2 separate regions of the Mus musculus genome follow, and region 2 is linked to region 1. A link is a loop called in an ENCODE intact Hi-C map of the cell type or tissue named here. Cell type or tissue: left cerebral cortex. All regions are shown on one strand. Each heading gives the region's core, and the rest is flanking DNA. Links, peaks and the distances in the headings are about the cores only. Region 1 has its middle 120 kb from the start of Gm22673. Region 2 has its middle 110 kb from the start of Gm51997.

Region 1 (10,804 bases), core at 3,589-8,588:
GATTGGCCTGGGATTTGGGACTAGCATCTGGAGGGAGAAATCTTATAGGAGTAAGTCCTTCAACCAACGCATGGTATTTTTTAAAATCAGCCATTAGAGACAGACTGGAATTGAATTGCTTAACACCTGGTTGGTGTTCAGAAAGCCAAGCAATTAGTTGTTTGCATTGGCAAATACTCAAGAGTAGAGAAATTAAATAGTGTGATTTTACTGCATCTTGCTGTGCCCAGGTAAATCTAGAGATATACAAATATTACAGTATGCATAAGCTATGTCTTTTCATTGAAATTCAAGGCGCTGGAAGGAAGGCTCGGTAGCTAAGAGCATGTGCTGCCTTTACAGAGGAATAGGGTCCATCCATGCCATGACAGCTCATAGTCATTTATAACTTCAGTTTCACGAGATCTTTTGACCTCTGTGGGCACTTGGCACACATGTGGTGAGCATACATACATAGAGGCAAATTCTAATGCTCATAAAATATAGATGAATAAATATTTAAAAAACAATTCAAGAGTAAATGGTAGTTAGGGTGATGAAGATGATGTGGATAATGAGATTAATAACCATAATCAATGACATAGATACTATTTTACATACATTGTTTAATTTAATTTTAAGACCAATTTAAGAGAAAGCTATTATCTTTTCCAGTCTACAAGTTTGTAAATAGAGTCTTGTCAATGTTATAATAATAAATAACTCTATTAAGGCTACTCGTCTAATGGGACTGCCTACAAGCCTAGGTAAAGGAAGCCTTTAACCATTTTGCAATCAAATAACTGTGAAGATGGAGTGTTTAAACTCCCATGTAGTCAGGTTCTAAGAACCTAAGCCCTCAACTTGCATACTAGCCTAGAAGATGAAAGCTAAGTTTAACTATCATGTAAATATTGCCTTGAAATAATTCCTCCAATCACAGCGTTCTTATCTTATACATCCCAGTCATCATATAGCTTCTACACACAACTTCACTGCATCCCTGTAAACTAGAGACAATAACTGAGGAGGAAATTCCCATTCCAGTTACTCAGTCCTCAGGGCCTGGGAGGACACCAGCTCTCTAGTCACTGACTCTCAGCAGTTGTAATTTCCACACACACTTAGTATAGTGCTCTGTACACCCCCCTTATGACTGCTTCATGTCAGTAGAAAATAAATACTCAAGGCAGGAGTATTTTCATCCCTTTGCACCCCTGAGTCTAATGAGTCTTTAGTAAGATGAAGAATCAGAGCTCCAGGGAGGACAGCTTTGAGGCTTCCTTACTGAACAGACATGTTTTTGTTGTTGTTGTTGTTGTTTTTGTTTTTTTAAAGATTTATTTAATTTATTTATATGGGTACACTGTAGCTGACTTCAGACACACCAGAAGAGGGCATCGGATCCCATTACAGATAGTTGTGAGCCACCATGTGATTGCTGGGAATTGATCTCAGAACCTCTGGAAGAGCAGTCAGTGCTATTAACTGCTGAGCCAGCTCTCCAGCCTACTGAACAGACACTTTAAGGGGAGGTGTGATCCTGGCATGCTGAACCATGGTCAGGAAAAGCACTTGGCTGAGAATGTTCTAGACAATAGTTGAAGGTTATCAACATATGTTGATAAGTTGCTAATTATAGGCTCCAGCTATTGGTTCTACCTCTGTATGTCTCTGTGGACTTGAACACAGCCCTTGATTCAACCATTTGCTTCTTTGTTTAGTGTCCAACATTGGTAATCTATACAGTGACATCCTATGAGAGTTCTTTGATTTTTATCAAGTGCCACATGAACAAAGAATATATCTAACTATTTATATGTAAATAACTAGTCTTATTTAGAAAGGAGTCTTAAGAATCCAACATTGAACAAGGTAACAAACAAACAGAAATAATTAGGACATTAGAAATCCACTTTCTTCAATCTGACATCAAAATAAAAAATAATTTCAATGTAACACCTTGCTTTAAAATGTTATTAGAAACTGTCACACCATAAAATCATGCGCACCTCCTGCATTCTAATGAGAACAAACTGTTGTTTCTTTTGAGCCTGTCTCCAGAGAAAAGTCCTCAGGGATAAATCCAGTCATTCAGTTGCATAATAATACCAGGGTCTTTCAGAGTCCTGGCAGACAACACAGTAGAGAGAAGAATGCAGAAGGCGGTGGAAATGAAAACTGAATGTGGTGTTTTCCACCGAGATCTTATTTTTCATAGCAGACTGTCTTTCATCTGGTTCTCAGTAAGCTATGGTCGAACACTAGATTTAAATTATCTGTCTTTACTTCATCCTAGTTACCTTAAGATATATTTCTGTCGGTGAGCATCAGTTCCCTTAACATAGCAAGAGCATATTAATTGTTTTCCTGACTCAACTACAAAATGCCTGTCAGGTGGCTGGGGCTGTAGCTCACTGGTAGAACATGAGTCTCTGAGTTCAATCCCGGCATGCCCCTCCCCACAAAACTTAACAGGCTCTGCCAGTACCTGACAAATACAGAGGTGGATGCTCACAGCCATCCACTGGACTGAGCACAGGGTTCCCAATAAAAGAGATAGAGAAAGGAAAAAAAGGAGTTGAAGGGGTTTGCAGTCCCATAGGAGGACCAACAATATCAACCAACCAGTACCCTCAGAGCTCCCAGAACTAAACCACCAACCAAAGAATACACATGGTGGGTCTCATGGCTCCAGCCATATGTAGCAGAGGATGGCCTAGTCTGTCATCTGTGGGAGGAGAGGTCCTGAGTCCTGTGAAGGCTCCAAGCCCCAGTGTAGGGGAATGCCAGGGCCAGGAAGCAGGAGTGGGTGGGTTGGTGAGCAGGGGAAGGGAGGATGGGTTAGGGAGTTTTCGAAGGGGAAATCAGGAAAGGGGATAACATTTGAAATGTAAATAAAGAAGATACCTAATTTAAAAAAATTATTTGAAGAGAGCTTGACACATACTAAGCATTGAATAAATGTTAGATATTGTCCTTTCTTTCACCTTGTTTGGGGCCAGCCATCATGGTAGCAGAACCAGAGGACTGCATCTCATGTTGGATGTTTGCAGGAAGTATAACAGCCTGGAGTTGCTTTATACAAAAACACATGCACTCATGCATGCATGCCTACGTGTGTGTGTGTGTGTGTGTGTATTTGCACATGTGTCCATGTGTATGCTTGCATGTGCGTGTTGCTGGGGCAAGCCTAAGGCTTCACAGAAGGCCTGTACCACTGAGCCATATACCCTGTCTCCCTTCCACTGTTCATGTGCTTAGCTCAAACCATCAATCCTTGAGAAAGGTTGTTGCTCTTTAATTGCTAACTGTAAACTTAGATGTGAGTAAAAGGAGGTCAGGAAGTTAAACTGAGCTATACTGATGCACTCTGTATCTTTGTATATAATTTTAAGTAGAGTTGCTTAACACTGATGTGTGATTAAAAGTCCTGCTTTTGACTCCCGAGGAACGGTTCTCTATCAGTGGGGCCAATGTGAGGGCTCTAGCTTTCCTTTAGCAGGTAGCTGGAGAAGCTGAAGCAAGGTCACTGTCTTAGTTAGAAAAGCACAATTATTCTGTACCACGTATTTTTGATATTCATTGACCTGTGCAGACCTGTATGTGCAAGACCTGGGATCTGAGGACCTTAAAGAGTGGGGCAAGCTACAGTCTAATGCTATAGACAAACCTACTTCAGCTTCAGTGTATTTTTATACATTAATACAAGAAAGAAAGGAATGATCCAAATACGGTTTCTTTGAGTTTGGAAAAAGATGATCAGAGAAATAAATCCCGGAAAGCACACAGTAAATATTAGCAGATCAGCCCTTTCCCAGAACTTTTCTTTGGACAGACCAATTTAAATACGATCAATTGCCTTGAGCATAACCGTAGATTATATCTGGGAAAGCATGAAAGCAAGGCAGAAGGCCATGATCAGATTCAGGCCCACTGACCAGATTAGGTCCTATAGCTATGTTCTGACATCCAACAAGAATAAACGTGTCTTATATATTGACTGTAAATGGTGGTCCGAGGATCCATGAAATCACATCCAAGAACAATCTATGGAAAACATGCACCTGAGGTGAAAGACCCTTTGCTTCTTTTCCTGGAGCCTCAGTCACAGTTCCCCAAGGCATTATCCACCATGTGCCATTCTTTTTGATTATGTTTCAACACTTATAATGATAAGAAAATAGCTTATAGTTTACTTTGACTTAAAAAGATTTGTGTGTGTGTGTGTGTGTGTGTGTGTGTGTGTGTGTGTGTGTGTGTGTGTGTGTTTGGCAGTGGAGCATGTCCCTGCTATGACGCACATGTGGAATAGAGAGAGTAACTTTTGGGTGTTAATTCTCCACCTCTAACATGAGTTCTGGGGATAAAACTCGGATTATCAGGCTTGACAGCAAGTGCCTTCACCTGCTGAGCAATGTTGCGGGCCCAGCTTTATAGTCTCTTTAATTTATTATTAATCACTTACTTACTGGCTTTTCTGTATTTGAACATAATTCTCCCTGACCTTTTGATTTGTGTATTCTTCAAATTATTTTAATAGATGGAGTTATTGAATCATAAAATGTTTAAATCATTTCTCACTTTATATAACCCTTGATTTTCAAGTTTTCTAATCAAAAATAGAACATAAATAAATAAATAAATAAAATCACATCTAACGTTCCTCCCTTCAAAGCAAGTAAAAGGCTTCTAAAATTTAGAGAGAAATATTTTGCACAACTTGAGGAAAAAGCCTGTGGTTCTTTTGGACTGGCTAAGCACAGAGAGCAAAAGTCAAAGTTCCTACCTCAACTGCCTTCCCCACTATTTTAGTTTTTTATTGCTGCTATAAAAGCTAATACATCACAAACTTGCTGCCTTAAAATGATGTACATTTATTTTCTTACAGTTGTCGGGAGAATACAGGGCCTGGCTGTCCAAGTTTCCTTACAATGGCTCCAGGGAAATTTTGTTTTCTTGCTTTTTTTTCAGTCCTCAGAGCTCATTTCTGGAGGCCCTCGTTTTTCTTTAAAACCGACATTGTTGCATCTTCACATCATCTCCTTTCTCTCCGACCTCTGCTTATAGTCACAGTCCAGTCTCTGTTTGGCGCTCCGAGCTTGTAAGGACCTTGGTAAGTAACCTGAGATAGTGATGATGTCGTCAAAGGATCTAGGATAGATGGTTCCGCCTTCAGGTCATCGACTACATCACATGCAAAGTGTCTATTATAACTACTCTAGATGACATATTTACAGGTTCTGTGCCAGGATGTGGACATCTTGGAGTGACTGTGTGTGTGTGATGTTTTGTCCACCACAGGCAGAGTCTGAAACCTTTCCAACTGTGGAAAGGATCTATCAGGAACATCATAGATTAGATTAGCTAATTACTTCTGGAATTTTAATACATAATTGTACGGACTGATGGTTAAATGTTATCAGGGGAAATATGGGGCTCTAACTTATTATGTAGACTTCTTAAAACCAGCTAGTTGTGTTTCATATTTTTAAAAAGTACTATAGTAATTCATACCCACATATTACATAATGCTGCCAGTGGGGTCTGTAACTATATTAAGCACCATTTCTGCAGGAAAAATGAATATTCACACTACAATAAGGACTATAAATAACCTTTTAGTAGGCCATGTCAGGTTTTTTTAAAAAAAATTTTTTTCTTAACTTGCAAAAACTGTTTTGTTTCTTTTTTTGATTTTGTAATTGCTCTTAATATTATTGTATAGGAAAGGCCAGGAGCTGCAAAGTATATACACACACACACACACACACACACACACACACACTCACTCACATAAAGAGACATGTATATACACACAGGTAACCATATGCCCACACGCACACACAGAGGCAGGCATGCGCATCCACACACATGCATATGTCATACACATGCATGGATCACACACATGTATACAGACACTTCCAGCAATTGTTTTAACTTTACTGTCAGGTGCATAGGTGACACTTAGGAAGTTTCAGCCTTGGGAGTATTTTTAACACAATGTTAACATACAGAGTAGTAGGTTCCATCGTGACATAAAAAATGTATGTATATCGTTATCCTTTGTTCTTACACACTTCCCATGGAGCTCCCTCCCCTTCCTTGCTGCTCCTCCCAGTCAGTACTTGTCCTTCTGTTCCAAATAATTTGTACTTTCTCTCATATGTGAAATGTAGATTTAACTATACACAACGTGAATGTAAAAAGGGGACTGATTATAAGAGAGGAAACGTAGATAGAAAGGGAGGGGGATTAGAGGATAATGGAATACATATGGCAGATTTTTGGGTAGTTTTTAGGTTAAGTTTTCATAATTAGAAATGCTTACCTAGTAAAGTTCAAATAAATATTTCCAAATCTAAGTAAACCTCCAAAATCCTGAAACACTCTTTGTGGCAACCAAGTATCTAGAAATAGGGGTATTTAGACCATATGGAAAGAATGCCCTGTGTATCTGTAAGAAAAAAGATGAGCTACGTTGTGGTAACAAACAGCTCCTCGTAAGGCCAGAAAAAGCAAAGCTGTGTCTCAGAAGGTAGCAGACTCAGGGATATTTGGCAATGGACATCAACCACTGTCTCTTTATTTGTTGAATAAGTGGCATATCTAGAATATTCTCTGAGCGAGCAAGAGTATAAAACTTGCAGTCAGGGTCAGTCTCAGCTACAGACCAGTTGACTAGCAAGAAAAGTGTTGTACTGCAGACTCCTCTTGCCCGCCCCCTAGAGGTTCATTCTGGCATTTCCGTTTCTTCCTCAGAGTCAGCAGAAGTTACCCTGGGGTGATAGCAAGTAGAGTGACAGTGTGCAATAAAATAAAATAAAACAGCACAAAACCAAACCAAACCAAAACAAACCAAAACAAAAACCACACACACACACACACACACACACACACACACACACACACACGCACACACACACACACACACACACACAAAACAAAACAAAACACAGAAACCAAAAACCAAAACAAAGTCTTTCCTATAAGATGGCCGGGCGTGGTGGCGCACGCCTTTTAATCCCAGCACTCTGGAGGCAGAGGCAGGCAAATTTCTGAGTTCAAGGCCAGCCTGGTCTACAGAGTGAGTTCCAGGACAGCCTGGGCTACACAGAGAAACCCTGTCTCAAACAAAACAAAACAAAACAGAAAAACAAACAAGATTTTGAATTAGAGAGTTTTCTATTGATTAGAGTAAGTAGACTCCGATTGGCCTCGCTATGGAAGTAGTACTCATGCTCAGATGTAAGCCCCAACTCAAGTGTCTGATTGGCAACTATGTCTATGGGTTTCCTGAATGTCCCATACCCCAACCCCATACACTTGTATGGGGACACAGGGAGGGAATTGGGGTATGCAAGTAGAACAGGAGCTTGGGTATTGCAAACCTCCATTTTGTACTATGACATAAATTTATGCAATCAGAAGTTCAGGCATGCCCCCTCTCTTCTTATTTATGAATAAACTACCATTTATTTGACTGTCTTGAGCAAGATCAGAATGGCTCATATTTTGTTCTCATTCGCTGCTGCATATGGACAGCAGAGGACCTGGTTGTAACAAACACCAGCAAATGCTAAGGATTGTTTCTTACAAGCACATTAACTTTAAACAGTCTACTTCACATGCAAAGGAATATATTTATGAGCTATGCAGTGTTCTGAGATTATTTAGCAGCCCGACTCTATGAGTTTGGAGTAAATGTTAAGTGGTTAGATAAAATATGGCCTTACTCACCACAGTCAATTGGTATCGAGGAATGCAATGCCTCTGAAAGAGTCCTCTCTGGGATCTCTTCTCTCCTGTTATCTCTCTGTTCTTGCAAGTGAGACAGAGTGACTGTGTCAACTGCTTCATCTCTCTCTGCTGAGATAAATGATGCTTGTTTAGAGATGAAGGTTTAAGGTGCCATACCACACCAGTGTGGTTGCCTAGGATTTTTGCATGAACAAAGAACTTACTTTTCTTTGCTCTTTAACTGGTCATCAGGTAGCCCATATTTTCAACTTGTCAGTTTTATTACACAAAAATCTTTGGATCTTAATCATGATTTAATATCAGAGTAGGAATACTAATCAGCAGGTGGCCAAGATACTTGGGGTTGACTTATGTTTCTCTAACTAAGTATTTCAACTATTTGGTCTTGGCAAACCTCCGTGGGCTTTTCTCTACCCCCCCCCCCCAATCACTATTCAAAATAATTTCAAGTTTTTCTTTCATTTAAAAATAATTTGAATCAACATATTTATTAGCGATTGAAGCTACTTCAAGGCTGGAGGTTCCTAGATGCTCTGGAACCTAATCACATATTCTCTTTGGTGCAACTGCTAGCATTTGCATTGAGAGTGGTTTATTATTTAGATGAGAGTGACTTTTGGCCCTAAAGAATTAGTTTTGAAAAAAATTAAAGAACTTTAATATATCAAGCTGAGATCTAGTTCAAGCGCACACTGCTTACTAAAAAGTGTATTTATATGGATATTTTGAGTTTAATTGCACCTGATGGACTACAGCTTCTCACCAAAAGATTGTGTCTTCCAATCCCAAAGCCACCTATGAGTTTCATGGTAATACTTCCATTAAGGGAAGCTATTTAGCAGATGTGCAACTTACCTGGGGTACAGGTGAGCAATGAGAAATACTTGTTTCAAATAACAGACAATTGAGTCTGAGGTAGGCAGTAGATTGGGTGGCTGGGTTTAGATGACAGAAGCATCAGTTTTAACTCAGTCTCTGACATTTGTAAAATAATAATGAATGCTAATTTCTTGAATGTTGCCTCATTTGCAAATGGTCCAGAACAAATCTCTTCAGTTTCTGGTGGGAATCAAATGAGGGAAATCTTGACCCTCGTACTGTTACATAGTCATAGCTATCCATTTGTACAGAATCTCATCTCAGGGAGACAGAGGTTAGGGAATATAATCTCACTTTTCTTACAAAGAAACCGGAAACCTTCTCCTTAGGCAGGTGTTCCACCATGGATTTTTATTCCCTGTTCACTGGATTACACCTGTGGCCTAAAGGCAGTCAGCAGGGCAAAGCCTGTGAGAGATAGCTTTGAGTGGTATCATCCTCTATTGCTTTCCTTACTAGGTTTTGAGTCAATTATGTCTTAAAAACCTTCTCTGCTGCTCTTTGAGCCTAGGACCCTGAAAGGGGCAGACAGTGGGTCCATTTGCATTTGACACACTCAGGAAAAGCAGCCTGGGTCTGGCTTTAGAAACACACCTTGGCTGTCTCAGCCAGAGGTTCCCTTAGTGGACCCCTTACATTTCTGTCTCTGTAGCCTCTCCTCTTCCTTTATCTCCAGGTTTAGGGAAATTGCATGGTTGGGGTATTAAAAACATCTCTTGTGTTTGTTTTTTGCAAACTAGATATCTGCATCACAAATACTTGAAAACATCTCAGTTTCTTAAGGATTTAGTGTATTGAGAAAACCATTTCCAGGAGGAAAATGGCAGGCAGTTTTTCCGTTTCTCAATGCTTTTGATGTCAAGTGTGAGTTAGCAGAAGGCTGGGTGAATGACTGGCACCTGTAATCCCAGCACTTCAAGGCTGAGGACAGATAACTTGATTTACATAGTGAGTTCCAGATCCAAAGGAGATACACAGTAAGACCTCTTAAACAAACAACAACAACAACACCCAAACAAACAAACGAACAAACGAACAAACAAAAAACAATAAGAAAATGCGAAGGAGCCAGCCGAGGAAACAATATACTGAGAAAATTGTGTTGATAATTAAAAATTTAATCTCATTCTTGATACTTGCTCATTTAATATCTACTGGCATTAACATGCATATCATTAAGAATCCCATTCCTCTATATATTCACCCTGTCATTATTTACTCAAAAATCTTCTACTTATTATGAGAAGAGTTGCAAAGACAGATAATTTAGCTACTAAAGAATTTGGACTTTAGAAGGAGATAAAAATCTATAAACAGGAAGAACTTGACGTAAGGAAATATAAATTGTAAATTGGACTGAAAGTGCTATCTCTGGGGTTTTGTTGTAGGAGGAAGGATGATGATCTATATAGTTTGAGAAGATTTCTCAAGGCTCTGTTTAAAATTTTCTAACTTTTTTGGTTTCATTTTAGAATTAATGTATACAAGGCTATATTGGATTTTACTGTTACCAGTAAGACAATAGGTCCTTAGTAAGTTCTGTTGTGTTTTATAAAAATAAAGAGGGGAGGAATATGTTTGGTGGAGATGCAGTAAGGTGTGGGAGAAGGGGGTGCCTCTGAGGACCCATGCTGAGGTATCCCTTCCCTCTGAGGGACCAGCCACAAGATGGTATAGTATAGAATAAAGTTTATTCAGGGCACGGGGAGGAGAGCTAAGGGAGTAGAAAGGCAGAGAGAGGGAGGGACAGAGGGAGAGAGGCAGGGAGGGAGGAAGGGAGGGAGAGACAGTAGAGGAGTAGAGGCTGGCCATGAGCATGTGGAGAGAGACAAGGAGAGGGGGAGCAGGAGGAAGGGGACAGAGCAAGGTGGAGGGCAGAGCAAGCAGCCCCTTTTATAGTGAGTCAGGCACACTTTTCTGTTGCCAGGTAACTGTGGGCAGAGCCTAGACTAAATGCCAACAAGTTCTTCTTGGAGAGATCACTGAGAGCTTTAAGCAAAATGAGAAAATGTGGTAATTTACCTAGAATGGCTTTGTACTGAGACCCACACAGGATTTAGTAGAAGAGGAAGGTTCAGGGTTACCATAGGCTGAAGATGCAGGTGACTGTAAATGTGGGAGACAAAGGAAGGCCCTGGTGGCAGATGAGCGAATACAACTAAAGAAACAAAGCCAATGGAAGCCA
Region 2 (10,804 bases), core at 3,952-8,951, 410 kb before region 1:
CCCAGTCACGTACATCTCTGAAGTTGCGATGATGCCTGGGGAACTTGTTCAGAAGAGGTTAAAATGAATGATGAGTGAGTCAAACTGTACTATTCGTCACAACCTACTGCTATACTTTAGGGAGCCTCTCCCTTGGTGTGAGCTCCATGGCAGATAGAGCCCCTTGCACACAAAGGAAAGGCAGATAGTTACTTTCTTGATGGTTCTCCAACTGGAATGTGAGCTGTGATGTTGGCTCCATCAATCACTCTCATCCATTTTTAGATCTTGACTTTTAAGCTAGTGATGTAACGAAGAGGGGGAATGTGAATGACTTATTCTAACAGCAGGAGTTGGAGCCCAGTAATATTCCTGGATCAATAGTCACAGCAATGCTAAGAAACGTGTTCCAGAATTCACCACAACTCCAGTCAACTGTGTAAAGAAAGCACAGCATCAAGCCCAGGGGAATCAGCAATGGTGCCCTACAGGACATGGTTTGGACCATTGTCGCTAACTTATATCCTGGGTAAGTCTGTGTAACTAAGTATCCTTAAATGAATTCATGCAGAGTTGTTTTAACTAAGAACACTAACTTATAAAAATAAACTGTTACCAGGTGCAGCCTTAAACAGAAGTCCTCTTAAAAGATCTCTTTGGATTAAAAAGATAAATAAAAACAATGAAAATCAAGGCAGGGCCCAGAGATTGGCATCTGCATGCTCATCACATGAATTTTCATCTTAACAGAGTCCTCAATTTAACAAGGTGGTGGAAGCATGTCAAAGGTGTGAGGACGAGAGCGCTGTGAGCATGGCGTGCTCTCTAACAGGGCTCTGCTGCTTAAAGGAAGAGAATGACAAGCTGAAATCACAAATTCTTGGCTAGAGGCATGAAGTGAAATCCTGTGTTTCTCTGACTGCTAAAAGATTCTCTTATCACTTCCAGCCGCGGGGCTAAGATAACTGAAAATCAAACTCAAACTTTGATCCTGCAGGTTTCTAAATTATAACGTCAGTTGAATTCACAGCCCACTGAGATCACCTGTGTGAAGCAAAAGCAATTGATCAGGGTAGAACAAAACCAAGATACAGAATGGGGCAGATAGAAGGATTGGATTTGAACGCCTTAAGTACGCTAAACCTACCAAGTCCCTGACAGTTGCTTGCTGACCAACCAGTCAGCCTTCTTCTTTTGTCTGATGAGGTGCAGAAGGAATAAATTATCTATGGTAATGGAACTGGCTGTCATAAAAATCAAGATTGTAGATCGCAGCAACAGCAAAGCTGATGGCAGCTAGGAGGGCCACTGCTTAGATTAGCACTGTCAACAGTGTGAGATTATACAGCCAAGCTAATGTCCTCCTGTAAACTATTTTCTGTTCAAACGTGCTCAACTCAGTGCTATTGTTTGTAAGTAAAAATCCTGACTAAAGAGTCTTTATGGCTTGTAAATCATAAATAGCCTCTTTGCCTACATATGAACTTAGAAGTGTTCATATCCATTCAGTATGTTAAGCAAAAGAAATAACTAACACACCTGGGGAAGTGTATGTGTAGCTGGTGATCGTGACGTAGAGCACTGCACTATCCAGAATTAGGTCTGGAATGTTGGCATTGTGCCTTGTGTCATAGTTTTGTCAGGATGGTGGGAGTAGACTTGCCTGGCAATGACCACTGGCATTCTTATTTCGGAAGGTAACTGCCTGTCACAGAGGCAACCAAGAGAAAGGAACACACAAGGTTTCCAAAAAGCTTTTTCAGAGCCCAGGTGGCTTTCAGAGCCCTTACCAGATGTCTGTCCAGACCCATTAAGTCTTGGCGCGCATGCTCTTGGAGGGAAGGGCCAAGCCTGTCTCACTTATGAGCAAGTGCTGAAATGAATGGAGAGTTTACAGCTGTATGCCTGGAAGGAATACTTAATGAAGACAACTGGTATCTCTAAGTGGAGTGCTTCACGATTACTCTTAAGGCTGCAATTTGCAGATACACAGAAGCATTAAGTATGCGAAAAGTACTTAAGACATCCAACTCTTACTACTTAACAGTGTACCACCTTTACTCACGTTTTAATTTATCTTACTGCTTTTTTTTCCCTAAAATCATTTATCATAATTCACTTTGAAAATTACCTTTTATATTCCAGCATTTTTCTTACAAATAAATGAAACTATGGTTTCACAGTTTTCAAAACAAAACAGTAGGAAGATGGTGTTTCTCTTACATGAACCATGTCAGCTTGCAGGCTCTGACTCCTGCTTGTTCTCATTGTTCTTGCGCCATGTTCAGCCACAATGAACTAGACTCCTATACCAATGCCACATGGTCTAGGTAACCATCCGGGACATCAAGTCCCCGTGCAACAATTTTCGTGTGGACATTGAATGAACCAATGAGAGTAATCAAAAATGACCTTAGCTCTTTAATTTTTTTTGATAATTTCATACATGAGTACTATACTTACATCATTTCCACCCCTCCCTCCAACTCCTGTGTCCTTGAAACTCTCAATTTTACAACTTCTTTAAATACATGTATAGAAATACAACCCACAGAGCCCATTTAGTGTGGCTTGCATGCCTACAATTTTATAGATGACTGCTATAGGATTAGATAACCTACCAGGGCACTTGTCTTAATTCCTGCTATGTCTTAGCAGGAATTTTTCTTTCACATTTCCCCCCCCCCAACTTTCCATTCATTCCTTGTGAACTTCACATCATGAACTCCAATCCCATGGATCTCTCCATCACCCTGTATCTGCCCTCTGCTCCTGCAACCTCCCTGTCCAAAAGAAAAAAAGAAAAGACAGAACCATCTCACTGTGGAAGCTGCAATGTGTCATGGTGTGCCCCATGGTATATCTCCCTGTCCAAACATCCTTTTTTTTTTTGAGACAAGGTTTCTCTGTATAGCCCTGGCTGTCCTGGAACTCACTTTGAAGATCAGGCTGGCCTCGAACTCAGAAATCTGCCTGTCTCTGTCTCCCAAGTGCTGGGATTAAATGTGTGCGCCAACATGCCCGGCTCTTCTTCTTCTTCTTTTTTTTTTTAAAGATACTTTCTTTATATACATTTCAAATTTCAAATGCTATCCCAAAAGTTCCCTATACCCTTCCCCTGCCCTGCTCCCCTCCCCACCCACTCCTGCTTCTTGGCCCTGGCGTTCCCCTGTACTGGGGCATATAAAGTTTGCAAGACCAAGGGGCGTCTATTCCCAGTGATGGCTGACTAGGCCATCTTCTGCTACATATGCAGCTAGAGTCAAGAGCTCCGGGGTACTGGTTAGTTGATATTGTTGTTCTACCTATAGGGTTGCAGACCCCTTCAGCTCCTTGGGTGCTTTCTCTAGCTTCTCCATTGGGGGCCCTGTGATCCATCTTATAGATGACTGTGAGCATCCACTTCTGTATAAATGTTCATTGCAATGAGTCATTGGATTGAAGCCTCTGGCCTCTGCCACCCCATGAATACTGGATCCTCACTGGTACTCCTCTCAAGTTTTCTGATGCTGCCCTGTGTCATAAAGGTCCTCTAGCCTTGGATCCACAGAACCAGCCTCTTCAGGGACCCCAGCAGTTCACTGATGAGGTAGATGTTGGAGTGGGCCAACTCAAAGCCCTGAATCTGTATCTGGATCTGGATGGAAACTGAGATGGTCAGCCCTACAGCTCTCCTGCACCTTAGCCACCAGGGCTAGCTCTTCAGCTTTGCCCAGGCAAGGGCTGGAACTATCTCTCCTGCTCTCATATCCTCAGGTACAGTGCTGCCCAGGGGAGGCATGGGCCTGCTTTACAGGGTAAGTCACAATTAATTTGCATGCAGCTCTTCATCTGGGGTGGACCTTGTGAGATTTCCCCCTATATACATCAGCATGGCAACTGGTGTTGTCATTTTTTAGGGCTTGTTTAGGTAGCCATGATGTTGAAATTTCGTGGGTGTAGTTCCCTGTTGTATATGGAAGACACTATCTGGTAGCAGACATCCTTGTCCCCTGGCTATTTCACTCTTTCTGCTCCCTGTGGTGCGACCTACAGGAATTGTATTATAGATGTATCACTTGAGGGTGAGGGTGGGTACTTGATGAGGGACGAGAGCTACAGTTATTTGTAGATATAAGGATTGGTATTTAGAATATAGTTGAGGATTGTACTGATTTAGAAAAATAACATTGAATAGAGACATAGTGAAACAAAAAGGAAAAAAATCCTTAAATCTTAAACCACCTTTTAGAGATTCATAAAATTATAGGAAACAAGATTTTTTTTTTTGCGTGTGTTTATGATCTGTTTATGTATTAGGTTGAAGACTCTGGCTCAGAACTTACGGCTTACTCATCTTTGTATCCATTCCTCTCTCCAGGGCCAGTTTCCACCTGCTCGACAACGCTGCCTTTAGAGGTTAAGCGATCAAATAATAATTTCGTTGAAAACATACCCTCGTTATTTCCATCATGACCTAAGACTGCTGTGCCAGTTTACCCTCACTGGGAAGCTAGAGAAGTTTGTTTTTAAATAAAGTTTCTTTATAAATTTCTTCAAATGGCAGGTTCAAGAGCACAGGCACATTTGCTCCTGAATGTTATCCCATTCTTCACTGATGATCCATTTAGAACGTGTCTGCTCAGGCAAGAATAAACAGAGCAAATGATCTCTCTCTCCCATCTGAGCTCTTGAATTTCACTTTCCCCCAGAATGAAAATTGCTTCTTGCCAATAGAGGATTTTTTATACTGTCATTGAAAAAATAGATTTCCTTTCATCAAACCAGTAACCTTTATATATGCATTGTTTTCTCTCCTACGGAGCTTTGAGATCAGCCTTCCTAGGCTCAGTTTTGTGGCTAGTGCTCTCCATGTCGGAAGAAGGTCGTTTGTCACACCTTAGAGTCTGAGCACCGGCCCTCTTTCTCCTGCAGCATAAGGAAAGCATCTTCTCCCCCAAAGCAACAAATGTGTCTGGGAAACTGATTCTTTCCTGTGATTTTTTTCCCCCTGGACTTTCTCTGTTGGCTTAGAGCTAGACATCTTGGCTCTACAGATTTCATCGTGTTATATGTTTCCTAATGTTCTTAATAGGGGCCGGGCACTTTGGAAACTGAACAAGATGGCAAAGAATTTCCACGTCTTTGCTGTGTTGTCTTCCTTCTCTCTGAGTGCTTCGTGTCTTTCTATCCTCTCGTACAGCTCTCCCTGTGACTTTGTCTGACTTCTCTGGGCGGTGTCCGAGTGTCAAGACCTTTCTCCTTTCTTTTGCAGCTAACAAAGGAAATTTACCTGATCAGCCTACACCCTTTCAAGGAGCTAGTGAGCATTAGTGGTGCAATGTCATATTCTTCTAGGATGAAAATTAGAATTGTAAAACAAGGGATTTATGTGACTATGTCATTAGCTAAGGTTATGACTCTGGCTGATAGGGTCTCACACATCATGAGATGGAATGCTAGAATGGACTGGGAAGTGATATGGTGGCTGTTGCCTGTCCTCCTTGTTTGTGAGGTTGCTACTGGTGCTACTGGTGGTACTGGAAGCAAGCTAAGATATTTTGGAACCAGTGTTGTAGATTTCTGTTCTTCCATGGAGAAGTATAAATGCTATTATGATACGGTGGCCTCATTGCACTTTTTGTGCATTTCCATGAGCTAAATGTCAAATCATTGTGTGTGTGTGTGCATGTGCGTGTCCATGTGTGCGCGCGCGCGCGCGTGTGTGTGTGTGTGTGTGTGTGTGTGTGTGTGAGAGAGAGAGAGAGAGAGAGAGAGAGAGAGAGAAAGAGAGAGAGAGAGAGATATTTTTGCTCAGGCCTGGAGTTGTAGTTCAGTGGTAGAACTCTTGTTGCACATACAAAGATCCCCAGATTCAATGTTTAGTAATGCAAACAAACAAACAAAGAAACAAACAAAAAACAAGCTAACAAAGAAATGTTCCTAGTATGAATAAAATCACCGAAGCAGCAAAACAGTGAATGTGATAATAGTGCATATGTAGCATTTTTTTCATGAAAATTATATTGTTATTTAACTAGATGGAAAACTTGATAGAATCAGAGTCACAACAAAAAGTTAGCAACAATGGAAATTTACATATACCGGCAGTAGTACTTGTTTTTACAATTACAGTGTCACTTTATTTTGTTTATTATGATTTAAACATGTTGTTGGATGTACATACTTTTAGCTTTTATATACATTTTAGGCCTTCCTATAGGCTTGTTAGTGGTCATTTTTAGTACGTAGGAAAAACAGAAAATAACATTTTAAAATGTAGTCTTTATTTTGGTGAAGTCTGATCAGATCATTTAAAGTATATAAAGTCTGGAACACTTGTCATGTATTAAAATAGTTTGATACAGATTATTCTCTTAGAGCAAAGCAACAGAGTACAGTGTCTGGCCAGCAAAGCAGTTCTCATACCATGGATGCCAATAATAATTAGATTAAAAATAAAAATTAAAGGGCGAGAGAAGGTGTAGAGTAACTACAGAATCAGACAGTAGGTGGCGCTGTTGCCTTTTCATTCTCATAACCTCATTTCTCAGGGAGTGGCTCCTTCCCAGTTACTGCTATTTTTTAAATCTTATTTGAGAACTCTACCAGGTTAAACAAGTTCATATATACTAAGATTTGGTTTTGAATCTTTTATTTACTAAGGATGTGACTATAAACCTTACATGTATACTTATGAAGAAGGTACTATGTCGGTTTTCTTATTAATTTTATATTCGGTAATTTTATAATGACGATCACCTGATTTTGAATGGATTCCATCGATAACTTGGAAGATAAGCTTGTCTTGATGCTTTTTTTGCACGAACAATCATTTCTCTTCTTTCTCACAGATTCTGATACGTGTAGTAGTGAATCTTGTTTGTGGTGACAATTTTGGAGATTTTCTTTCTTCCTTTTTTTTTTTTTTTTTAAACCACGTGAACGTGTGAACATGTTCACCAAGTTTCATGTAGAGAATACCTGGGCAATGTGTTTGTCAGGAGCCTTCAGAGTACTGTTTTTTCCCATCCCATTTCTCTCCTGCATAGGTTCTAAGTTTCTATTACAATACTTCTTTTTCAAGCTATTCTCTAGGATGCCCAACCCTCAGTTTCTCATTTCTTCTTGAATCACTTGCCAGATCGTATTGGCTCTATAATTACCATTTCTATCTCAGACTTTAAGTTGCAGGGCATATATTTGAAGCATACAACACACATGCATCTCTGGCTGAGGAAAAATTTGGGTGGTTTCTGGGTCAGGTTTGATTTCGCCATGAGAGACAGAACCTTCATTTTTTAAGTGGTAGAAACATAGCAAGAGCAGTCAGAGCACATAAAAACTTCCTTTTTCTAAGGGGAACCTTACTGTCCCCTTTATTCAGTGTACAGTTTTACTGTTGTACTGGGACATGCTGAGCCTGTGTTCTTCTTTTCAACTTGCAAAATAAGAAATTTGGACAATGTACCTTTCTCTGGAATCACCAGAGAAAATTTTGCTTATTAAACCTTAAAAAAAAGGACCTTATCATTCTACATAACCCATACTTTTGTAAAGATATGTCTTTGACTGTTTCTTAGAACTAAAACGCAGCTATGTCTTAAGCATTATTGGGAAGTTAAGATTTGTAGAATCATAGAAAAATTTAAAAATCACTATATGATGAAGTGCAATTAGCAAAGTTGATAAAATCTGGTACAATTCATGTACAATTCAAGGATTTTTAATGACATTAATTATAAATTTGACAATGTGTATATATTGTAACTACTAAAATAAATGTTAAAATAGTTTCTCTTTTAGAACTTGTCATTTGCAATCAGAGGCAAGTGATAAATATTAGGTTCTAACTTTGTAAATTTTGTTTTCAGTAGCAAATGTCTCCAAACTCTTTTATGTACCCCCTTTTCTTGCACTATACTGTGCATGTAGCAGGAATTCAGTAGTTATTTTGAGTCTTTATTAATTAACGTACGGGGCATCGAGAGGAAGGAGATGCCCCCAGTGCATTTTTCTGGGTCCTGAGTGAGTCAGTGGGCAACACCAACACCATGTTCAAATGCTCTCTAAAGAATGTATCTGCAATTGCTGGTATAAGCAACCTTCTGAATTGATGGAATAGAGAGGGAAGGAATGGCTAACCAGTGACTGGCCCATTTTGAGACCTATCCCATGGGCAGGTACCAATCTCTGGCACTACTACTGATGCTATGCTGTGCTTGCAGACAGGAACCTAGCATGGCTGTCCTCTGAGAGGCTCTACTAGCAGCTGACTGGGACAGATGCAGATGCTCACAGACAAACATGGAATGGAGGTTGGGAACCTCATGGAGGAGTTAGGGGAAAGATTGGAACACGGGTTCTCTGTGTTTGGCCATGTGCTGCATATCTTAGTAAGTATCCTAAAGAGAAATTTAGAAACAGGCTGTTATTAGTCTCTGTTAAAAATGATGGCGTTCAGAGACACATCATTGCTGTGGTCTGTTCCAGGTTATTATTTTTTCAGCTATTGACGAACCTTTAACATAGGCATAACTGGGCCTTAGTTAAAAATGTATACCTCATGAATGAATTTTTCTTATGAAGAAAGAAAATTGCCACCTATATTTTAGTGTGTATGTGAAGATTACAGTTGGTGCATTTACAGTAATCGCACATAGGTGTATATCTGTGGTGGTCAGTCTCCACCACATAGTAAGCTTGGATCTATTTGGAATCACCTAGGAGGCACACTTCTGGGCGTATCTGTGAAGACGTTTCTGGAGAAGTTTACCTGAGATGAGATCTGGTATAAATGTGAGCAGGGAGATGCCCATGGACTGAGATCCCAGACTAAATACAAAGGAGAAAAATGAGAAACACAGCTGAGTATTATTGATCTTTCTCTGCTTTTTGACTGTGGACACAAATATGATCAGTCACATCATGGTCCTGTTTTCAAGCCATTTCTGCCATGATGCACTTAGTGTATTGCTACAAACTGTGGCCCAAATGTTCTCCTTTATTCATTTATTTAATCTATGAATCTATGTATCTATCTATCTATGTATCTATCTATGTATCTATCTATGTATCTATCTATGTATCTATCTATGTATCTATCTATGTATCTATCTATGTATCTATCTATGTATCTATCTATGTATCTATGTATCTATGTATCTATCTATCTATCTATCTATCTATCTATCTATCTATCTATTAATCTAATCTAATCTAATCTAATCTAATCTAATCTACATCCCAAATGCTACCACCCTCCTGGTCCTTCCTCACAAAGTTCCTCCCCCATCCCCTTCCCTTCACCTCTGAGAGGGAAGTCCCCCTGCATCCCTCCATCCCCCAACCTTGGTGCATCAAGTCTCTGCAGGTTTAGGTGCATCCTCTTCTACCGAGGTCAGACAATGCAACCCTTTGCTACATAAGTACCCGGAGCTTCGGACCAGCCCGTGTATGCTTTTAGTTGGTGGCTCAGTCTCTGAGAGCTCCCAGGAGTCCAGTTTAGTTGACACTGTTGGTCTTCCTATGGGGATGCCATTTCCTTAAGGGCCTCCATTCCCCTAAGTCTTCCATGAGGGTCCTGACCTCTGTCCAATGTTTGTCTATGGGTATCTGCATCTGTCTCACTTAGCTGCTGGTAGAGCCTCTCAGAGGGCTGCTATGCAAGCACAGCATAGCTAGTAACAGTGTCAGGGATTGGTGCCTGCCAGTGGGATAGGTCTCCAAATGGGCCTGTCACTGGTCAGCCATTCATTCACTCTCTGCTCCATCTTTGTCCCTGCATTTGTTTTAGACAGAGTCAATTTTGGGTCAAAAGTTTTGTAGGTGGTTTGGTGTCCCCATCCTTCTACTGGGTGTTCTGCCTGGCTACTAGAGGTGGTCACTTCAGGTTCTATATCTCCACTGTTGAGCATTTTAGCTAAGGTCACCTGCATTGACTCCTGGTAGACTCTCTCATCCCGGGTCTCTGGGACTTCTTAGAGAATGTCCCTTAGCCCCCAACCCCGGCAGCTGCATATTTCCATTTGTTCTCCTGGCCCTTTGGGCCTCTCTCCCATCTCTCTTTGTGCCTGATCCTGTCCTATCTATTTTTAATTAAAAAAATATCATTGGTTTTTTCACAGTCTCACATCTTGTACCCAGATTCTCCCATGTCTGCTCCCAACTGTGACACACCTTCCCCGTAAAGCAGAGGAAAGGGAAAGAAAAAAAAAGGGGGGGGGGCAAGTCTATTTGTTTTGTTCATATGCTCACTAGAGCATTGCCACATTTCTAGTGGCCAGTCTCCCATATAAGGTGAGTCTTTCTCCACCTGCACCCCAGCCAGAAGCCACCAACTGAGGAGAGTCATGCTACAGCAGAGAGGAGCAAGACAGACCGTGCTTCTCCTACAGACATCAACATGGCTTAGGCACCAGCCCAGATCATGGATGTCTGAATGGGCTTCATTGGTTAATACCAGCCACACGTATCTCAACACCACCCTTGGATCATCAACCCACTCACGGCTCTCAGTGACGGAAGGGACCATGGTTCTCAACATGGTCTCAGGTGGCTACACAGGCCACTCGAATCAGTATGATCCTCATTCCTGACCCGCCCCCATCTCCTAGACAGCAAAGCCTGAGGACATCACCTTGGGGACACACACAGTATGAGCCGCTGACCCATACGAAGGAGGTCCAGTTCAGAAAGTGAGCCTTCGCCACTGGGATCCCGAGGCAGGCTTGGGAGGTTGAGTCTGCCTCTCTTGCCCACCCTACTGGGCAATAATAACTTGTTGTAGCCCACTCTCTCACCTGTCACCACCATCACGTTTCCAGTTTCGCTTTTTTCCAAAGCA

The links. A loop is a pair of places that touch in the nucleus more often than their neighbours do. Peaks named below come from ENCODE experiments on the same cell type or tissue, not always from the same donor. Only the 100,000 strongest peaks of a DNase experiment are listed, where the experiment ranks them.
Region 2: it touches region 1 in a loop (4-fold over the local background); 5 of 42 quality-filtered maps call a loop at or near these places.

The regions. Positions count from the first base shown.
Region 1 is chr12:59,784,969-59,795,772 of GRCm38, forward strand. No RefSeq gene overlaps it. Among named protein-coding and RNA genes, the nearest start is that of Gm22673, 120 kb to the left of the region's middle. In left cerebral cortex, for the core only: a CTCF peak has its summit at 6,713 (motif pointing left); a DNase peak (open chromatin) is centred at 5,512.
Region 2 is chr12:59,376,525-59,387,328 of GRCm38, forward strand. No RefSeq gene overlaps it. Among named protein-coding and RNA genes, the nearest start is that of Gm51997, 110 kb to the right of the region's middle. In left cerebral cortex, for the core only: a CTCF peak has its summit at 6,457 (motif pointing right); DNase peaks (open chromatin) are centred at 6,476 and 7,118; H3K4me3 peaks cover 468 bases; H3K27ac peaks cover 468 bases.